Regions from separate parts of the Homo sapiens genome. Here region 1 is linked to region 2. A link is an interaction called in ENCODE POLR2A ChIA-PET data of the cell type or tissue named here. Cell type or tissue: CD4-positive, alpha-beta T cell. All regions are shown on one strand.

The links. Peaks named below come from ENCODE experiments on the same cell type or tissue, not always from the same donor. Only the 100,000 strongest peaks of a DNase experiment are listed, where the experiment ranks them.
Region 1: POLR2A ChIA-PET joins it to region 2 with 8 read pairs; 16 of 35 experiments call an interaction of 5 or more read pairs at or near these places.

What each region holds. Positions count from the first base shown.
Region 1 is chr19:38,672,686-38,676,685 of GRCh38, reverse strand. All of the region lies in intron 1 of ACTN4 (actinin alpha 4), which reads right to left. Among named protein-coding and RNA genes, the nearest start is that of ACTN4, 27 kb to the right of the region's middle. RefSeq lists enhancers at 1,891-1,970, 2,001-2,070, 2,241-2,290. In CD4-positive, alpha-beta T cell, no CTCF peak of the experiment used is centred here; DNase peaks (open chromatin) are centred at 834 and 1,744; H3K27ac peaks cover 1,190 bases.
Region 2 is chr19:38,840,025-38,844,024 of GRCh38, reverse strand. It overlaps HNRNPL (heterogeneous nuclear ribonucleoprotein L), which reads left to right. Exons shown (of 13, transcript NM_001533.3): 5 at 1-17; 6 at 111-183; 7 at 3,466-3,537; 8 at 3,649-3,929. Among named protein-coding and RNA genes, the nearest start is that of HNRNPL, 8.0 kb to the left of the region's middle. RefSeq lists enhancers at 614-1,114, 1,197-1,276. In CD4-positive, alpha-beta T cell, no CTCF peak of the experiment used is centred here; DNase peaks (open chromatin) are centred at 1,404 and 2,024; H3K4me3 peaks cover 983 bases; H3K27ac peaks cover 2,141 bases.

The DNA.
Region 1 (4,000 bases), 170 kb after region 2:
CTACTCAGGCCTTTCCGGGCCTGTCTGTGGTAGAGAGCAGAAAGGCAGCCTGTTTACCTTCCACATCCGGCCCCAGAGGCCCTGCCCGGGTGGGAGGTTTCCCAGAGGGAAGGACACATGTGGTGTTCTGCAGGATGCAAAAGACCTCTGTAAGCCTCCTCCCGTGCACTCTGAGGCCCCCTGGCCTCCCTCAGCCACGTCTCCAGCCCAGTCGCAGGACACTGCTATACAACACACTCGTCTCTACTGGCTCATATTCCTTATCCAGCAATACCAAGAGTCAGCCCCTAAACCACAAAGGTTCCATCCACCACTCTGTGTCTGAGATAATCGGGGATGAGTAAGAGATTGCTGCTTCTTTCCAGGAATCTTACTTCCAGGACCCCTTAAATGCTCAATGCTTACTTATCTAGCAGTTGGCTTTCTGGAACTCAGGATAAATTTTCAAAGAACCGCTGGCTTCAAATGCAGACACCATAAGACATCTCTATGGCATTAGTTCTTTGGCTGAAGTTTCCTAGTTGAATAAAGATTCCCAGATGCCTCGTCCCTCAACTAATAACTCCCATATGGGACTCCAGATCCCACAGAACAAGACCCTATAAAGGCTCCATCCCGCTGCATCCTGACAGCCCTGTGGTAGTCAGATTATTGGCCCCATTTTGTAAAAGAGAAAATGGAGACTTCCTTGCCCAAGGTCCCACAGTAAGTAGCAGGGCCAGGCTGAGAATCTGAGTCCATGGCTTCACAGCTTACGTTTGGGAGAAGCCAAGTCTACAGCCTTCCAACACAGGCGAGAGCTGCGGGCAGCCTCTCAGCACCCAACAACACACTGGGGCCCTCTGCTTGGCCTGGCTGGGTATGGCAGGAGCCCCAGGAACCTCCGTACCCAGGCCTTGTGCTCTATGAGGCCTCTCAGTTGGGTAAGGAGAAGCTGGGCCCACCCAGCTGACCTTTCATCAGGAAACCTTGTGGTAGAGGCTGAAACCTCTGCTCAGCACCTCACCAGCCAAAGTGCACATGATAGCAACATGGACTTGAGCCTGATAGGTGGAGGCTTCCACAGCCAGCGATCAAGAACGCGGCTCAAGATGTTCACAAAGATCCTCCCTCTTGAAAGAAATTTCTGGGCTTATTAAAAAGCAACAAAGTCACCAGGGGCAGCGGCTCACGCCTGTAATCCTAACACTTTGGGAGACCAAGGTGGAGGATCACTTGAGCCCAGGAGCTCAAGACCAGCCTGGGCAACATGGTGAGACCTCACCTCTACAAAAAAAATCAAAAAATAAGGCAGGAGAATCACTTGAGCCCAGGAGGTTAAGGCTGCAATGAGCCATGATTGTACCACTGTGATCCCACTTGGGTGACAGAGCAAGACCCTGCCTCAAAAATGCAACAAAACCAAGAAAGCAACACCCAAGCCAGGTTGGCTGTACTCTCCCATATGCTTTCCAGGCCAGGATTAATTCTTCGGCTGGTTTCAGACCTCCGATTTCAAAAATATCTAGTTTGTGCTTGTCTACAAAGGAATGTGCCTGGGCATCTCCCACCAGCAACACAGAAAACAACTCCTACTGCTATCACCTGTTCTTTGAGATCAAGCCATATATAGGCAGACTGAGCCCAGAGGTTTGGCCACAGAGCTAATTCAACTCTCCAACTCCACACGGCTGTTTAGACAGCTTCCCCCAGATACGTCATTCAGCCACATGCTTGTCTCCAATCTCAGATGCCTGGATGAAGGTGAAACACCCAAGGACTCGTACAACTCTGGGCTACTGAATCAGCGATATCACGAGTTCTCTCCTTTCGCCATACCCTATTCTCCAAGACCTGAATGGTAGGCACACTGATGTCACCATATGCCTGAATTCCAAGAGGCACTGTGGGCCCTGAGTCTTAATACCAGGGACACGAAGTCAGAGGTAAAGAGAATCGATACTCGGCCCTAATGTTAGAGAAATAACCTAAAAAGGGAAGAGTCTGGTTGGATTCTCAGTTCTGTCTTTTACTGACTGAGGGGCCTGGGGCAAGTCACGTCACCTCTCTGAACTTTAGTTCTCTCATCTGTAAGGGTAGGGATAAAAATGCTGGGACTGACGTAAAGTGAAGCTGAAGAAAGAGACGGAATGGTGCTATCTGCTTTAATGAGCTGTGTTAGGGATCTGTCCCAGCATCGAAACAGATATGCTCCACGGCATTCCACTCGGCTGGGAAGTTCTTTTTTCACTGTTGTACACCCAGTACCTAAAACAGTGACTAGCACGCAATAAATATTTGTAGAATCAAAGCTCTCATTGCAGCTAGAATAAAATCCAAGATCCTCGCTACCGGCACATTCTGGCTGCTGTCACCCCTCTGACTTCAACTCACACTGCTCTCCCCACTGTCTTGGTCTCATTTTATTTCTCTCTTCCCACAACCCTGGGTCCTCCTGCCTAGAACAGTGTTCCCTTCTCTGAGGTTGGCTCTAACTCTCCCTCCAGGCCTCACTTCACTGTCATCATCTTGGAAAGTCTCCCCTGACAGCTCCCACACAATCTATTGCAAGTCCCCCACTGTCCCCTCTTAAAGGACTCTGGTCTTTTCCTTCATAAAAATAATCACACCGGGCGCAGTGGCTCACGCCTGTAATCCCAGCACTTTGGGAGGCCGAGGCGGGTAGATCACAAGGTCAGGAGTTCAAGACCAGCCTGGCCAAGATGGTGAAATCCCATCTCTACTAAAAATACAAAAATTAGCCGGACGTGGTGGCAGGCACCTGTAATCCCAGCTACTCAGGAGGCTGAGGCAGAGAATTGCTTGAACCTGGGAGGCAGAGGTTGCAGTGAGCTGAGATCACGCTACTGCACTCCAGCCTGGGTGATAGAGACTCCATCACAAAAAAAAAAAAAAAAAAAATTATACATATATAAATATATATATATAAAAATATATATAAATATATAAATATATATAAGTATATATAAATATATAAATATATAAATATATATAATATATATAAATATATAAATATATATAATATATATAAATATATAAATATATATAAATATATATGAATATATATAAATATAAATGAATATATATGAATATATATAAATATATATGAATATATATAAATATATATAAGTATATATAAATATATATAAGTATATATGAATATATATAAATATATATTCATATATATAAATATATATGAATATATATATAAATATATATAAATATATATGAATATATATATATAAAAAATAAAACCACAATTTGGAACACTCTATGTATGTCTTGGGTTTTCATTGTTGGTATTTTTTAATGCCTATTGTCCCCGACTAGGCTGTGTGCTCCATGAGGACAAGAAGAAGGACTATTCTGTTCACATCTCATTACTCAGCACCTTGTTTACGGCACATAGTGGGTATAAATAAATGCTCAATAAATGATGAATAGGCCGGGTGTGGTGGCTCATGCCTGTAATCCTAGCACTTTGGGAGGCTGAGGTGGGGGGATCACCTGAGGTCAGGGGCTTGAGACCAGCCTGGCCAACATGATAAAACCCTGTCTCTATTAAAAACACAAAAACTGGCCAGGCATGGTGGTGCATGCATGTAATCTCAGCTAATTGGGAAGCTGAGGCAGAAGAATCGCTTGAACCCAGGAGGCAGAGGTTGTAGTGAGCCAAGATTGTGCCACTGCACTCCAGCCTTGGAGACAGAGTGAGACTGTCTCCAAAAAAAAAAAAAAAAAAGAATGGATGGCCAACCCCATCATCTCCATCAATCATGCTGAGATGATCAATCACTTAAAAATGGTTACAGGGGCCGGGCATGGTGGCTCACGCCTGTAATCCCAACACTTTGGGAGGCCAAGGCAGGTGGATCACTTGAGTTCAGGAGTTTGAGACCAGCCTGACCAACATGGAGAAACCCCGTCTCTACTAAAAATACAAAATTAGCCGGGTGTGGTGGCACATGCCTGTTATCCCAGCTACTCAGGAGGCTGAGGC
Region 2 (4,000 bases):
AGATCGAATACGCAAAGGTACATCTGGGAGGTGACTGACTGCCCCTTGTCAGCTTCCAGGTGAGCTGGGGCATGGCTGACCTCAAGTCTTGTCTTGTCCTGTCCTTGCAGCCTACACGCTTGAATGTGTTCAAGAATGATCAGGATACTTGGGACTACACAAACCCCAATCTCAGTGGACAAGGTAATCTTGACGACCACTTTGTTCTAAACATACCCGCCTTGCTTTCACTCGACTAGTGCACTTAATAGGCCTGGGCTCAGGGTTATGTAATGCCATTGGGCCCCCCATGGACATGGGAGGGCCTTGGGGTCAGCACTTGGACACCCTAGTGGGATGGGGGAGTGAGAGGCCTCCATGGGTCTTCACTGCTGCTTGGGGCCCTCCGATGCTGCTCAGGATACAGAGGCAAGGCAGAAGCCTGGATGGGCGGGGAGCAGGGCCTCACTGAGGATGAGGCGTGGGGGCGGCCTTAGAAACCAGCAGTGGCTCCTTTGAGAGTCTGGTGAGGGTCACTCACTCCATTCTTGCTGGACCAGGAATTGTCCTCTTGTTCTGCGCTGTTGAGAGGGTCTGATTTGGGGGAGTGACAGTGTTGGGGGGCGATGAGGTCTCCTGGGCTCTTGCAGTGAGCCTTGTGAGCAAGCTGACCCTGTGGAGGTGAGACACTCTGGATTGGACCAGGGCGGACATGCCTCACATCATTTGTAGAGGGGACGCAACATCTCTGCAGGTGGCCCAAATGGACAACTCCCTTCCTAGTGTCTGTCAAGAATGGTTTGCCTTTGGTAGCAGGGAGAGGTGGAGGATTGCCTATGAGAAACAGCGGCAGCCCCCCAACAAGACCATCCATCTCGGTGTCTGTCTTGGTCTGATACGTCGGACCAGGCCATGGGCTGAGGGAGGAGGCTCGATGCTGACATCGCACAGGCCCTGAGAGGCCAGAGCCCCCCATTCCTAGGCAGGCCTGTCTTGCTCGCCCTTGCATCTGGGAAGCAGTGGGCAGGGTGGGCTAGACTCTTCCCCAGGATCCTCACAGTGGGCCCTGTGGGCCTGGCTGCTCCCTCCAAAGGTCAGAGGCAAATTGGTGACCAAGTGAATGTACCAGAGCGGGCAATGGCATTACATGACTGCTAACAGAAACATGGCAACAACCATTTCTTCTCCAAGGAACATAAATAGAAGATGTGCAGACCGGCAGGGGCTAGTGGCAGGGGGCTGGCTGTGCATTGGTTTTGATGCCTCTCAGCTTTGGCAGCCCCAAGGCTGGGGCCCAAAAAAAAACGAGGGCTGATGAGGTGACCTGGAGTGAGGGCGGTGCTTCGCCACCCCTCAGGAACCATACTTCAGCGGCTCTGCCTCTGCACATTGCTCACCAACACACAGGGTAGAAAACCACTAGCTCTTCCTGGAGAGAACAGAACATGCAGCCTCCACCACGTCCCCAGAAACAGCCGCAGACTTGAGCTCACTACATCAAGAACACCACACCGCGCTCCAAGGAACAGCTACAAGCACAGAGACAGAGGCATACAGAGACAAAGAGAGAAAGAGACGCAACATGGCAGCAGACACTGCTTTTTTTATTAAACATTAAAAAAAAGGTCAAAATCCAAGCAAACTTGAACCCGAGAATGTACACAGAAGTAGGAAACACAGAGAACAGAGCTGTCCCAGCCAGCCAGCGAGCGATGCTCTTTTCGGAGAACGTTTCATAGACGGAAGTAGATTCCATGGGCCTCCAAGACAATAGGATCCTCTCTCCATTCCTCGCCATATGGGTTTTGTTTTTTAAGTCATTTGGTTTGGGGAGGGCCTTGTTTTTTTTCTGTTTTGATATTTTTATTTTTTCTGCAGTCACCGGCTGCCAACATAATCTGCACCAACTGGAGATCAGAAACCAAAAAAAAAAAAAAAAATTTTAACCACAACAAAAAAAAAATCAAAAAAACCAAAACAGACCTAAAACCAGACAGCCAAACAGCTCAGAGGCACACAGTTACCTGCTGCCGGGTAACCAGGCGCGCTCCCAAGGCCAAAAGCGCGAGCGTAGTGGGGCCACTGGCACACCTCATACCAGGAGACACGCACACGGAGCGCTACACAGCCAGAAGCACCGCACCACCGCACTGCAGCACATATGTGAGGAGGTGACAACATGGAGGGACACTACCCACTTCATACACCTTTATTTCCACTTTTCTGATATCTTCTGAGGACAGAACATCTGTGAGCCATTTTTGATTTAATCAAAATATTGACTTTTAAAACAATTCTTTAAAAAAATTGTAGCGGATGTGTACCGTGACTTGTATTTATGACTGTAAAACCATGTGATGCAGGGTCGCAGTGTATGTTTGATGGGACGCCATCTTTCAGAACTGTGCTAACTCACTGTTGAAGCGTCCAATGGTAAGAGAAAATACAGATTTGTTTTTTGTGACAAATGGACATTGTACTCTGTACTTCTGCTGTAAGTAGTCCTTTTCCATTTTGTAATGACTGGTAACAAAACCCAGGCCGGGTGGCAGGAAAGGGCAGTGGTTTCGAGCCCTGGGTTTTGGAGTCAGCCAGACCTGGGTTCAAATATGGCTCAGCCACTGTCTTGCTTTGTGACTTTGGGCCAAAGTGTCTTTTAACTGCTCAGTTAAAAGTTAACAACTCAGTCTTCTTATCTGTAAAATGGGGCTGAAATATCAGAACCTACCTCATAGGGTTGTTGTGAGGAATTTCAGAAGCTGTGATGTCTGTAAAGCGCTTAGCCCAGTGCCTGCCACTTAAGCGCTAAGTTAAAGGCAGTGATTACGAACTGCTGGGGTCGGGGTGGATCTGCGCCATTGCTGGGTGTGGGAATGTCGATGCCTTGTACATGATTGCTTATTTGAACTGATTCTGCTGTTGCCCTGCTTGTCAGCTACAGTCAGTCCCTCTTGGGCTGGCGGGACTGGGAGGGAGGGGGGACTGGGATTAAGAAAGAAGGGATCTAACAGAGACAGTCTGGAGCTCCTAGAACTTTGGGGGCTTTGGGGGTCAAACTTGCTTGCTTCCCTCTGGGGTTATTTTCCTCTTAATCTACTCTCCCTTCATTGGGAGTCACTTTAGAAAGCTGCTTTTGGCCCGCCATAATATATCAGCTTCTGTAGCAGCTGCACATTCCCCAGAGGGCCTGGGAGCTGGGCTTTCTCCCAGGGCCAGGGTAGGTGAGAGCACAGAATCTGGCCTTGTCCTTCACAGAACAAGGCCAGCCCTTTGGTATGAGCAGGGGAAGGAGAGTGGGCACCAGCTTTGAGGCTCGGGCTTCATGCCCGCCGTAGGTCAGATCACAAAAGGAGGCCCCACAGCCCTCGAGGAAGGGAGGGCTTGCAGTTGGCAGGAGCTGGGGGCTCAGATCAGCCTGTGCAGTCAGGAGGGAGGGAGAGACCCCAATTTCTGAGTGAGACTCCTAACTGTTTTCTCTCTCCACAGGTGACCCTGGCAGCAACCCCAACAAACGCCAGAGGCAGCCCCCTCTCCTGGGAGATCACCCCGCAGAATATGGTGAGGGCAGGGGGTTCCCCTCCGTGGACTCCCGTGGCTCATGTGCCCCTGCCCGCCGCCCGCCGTGCAAATTCTCACCCGTCCTCCCTCTCTTTCCTTCCCACCCCCCAGGAGGGCCCCACGGTGGGTACCACAGCCATTACCATGATGAGGGCTACGGGCCCCCCCCACCTCACTACGAAGGGAGAAGGATGGGTCCACCAGTGGGGGGTCACCGTCGGGGCCCAAGTCGCTACGGCCCCCAGTATGGGCACCCCCCACCCCCTCCCCCACCACCCGAGTATGGCCCTCACGCCGACAGCCCTGTGCTCATGGTCTATGGCTTGGATCAATCTAAGATGAACTGTGACCGAGTCTTCAATGTCTTCTGCTTATATGGCAATGTGGAGAAGGTGAGCTGCTGCCGGGCCCCCTGGGTTCCTCGCTGAGCCTCGTATCTTGCCAGTCAGCACGGGAAAGAACC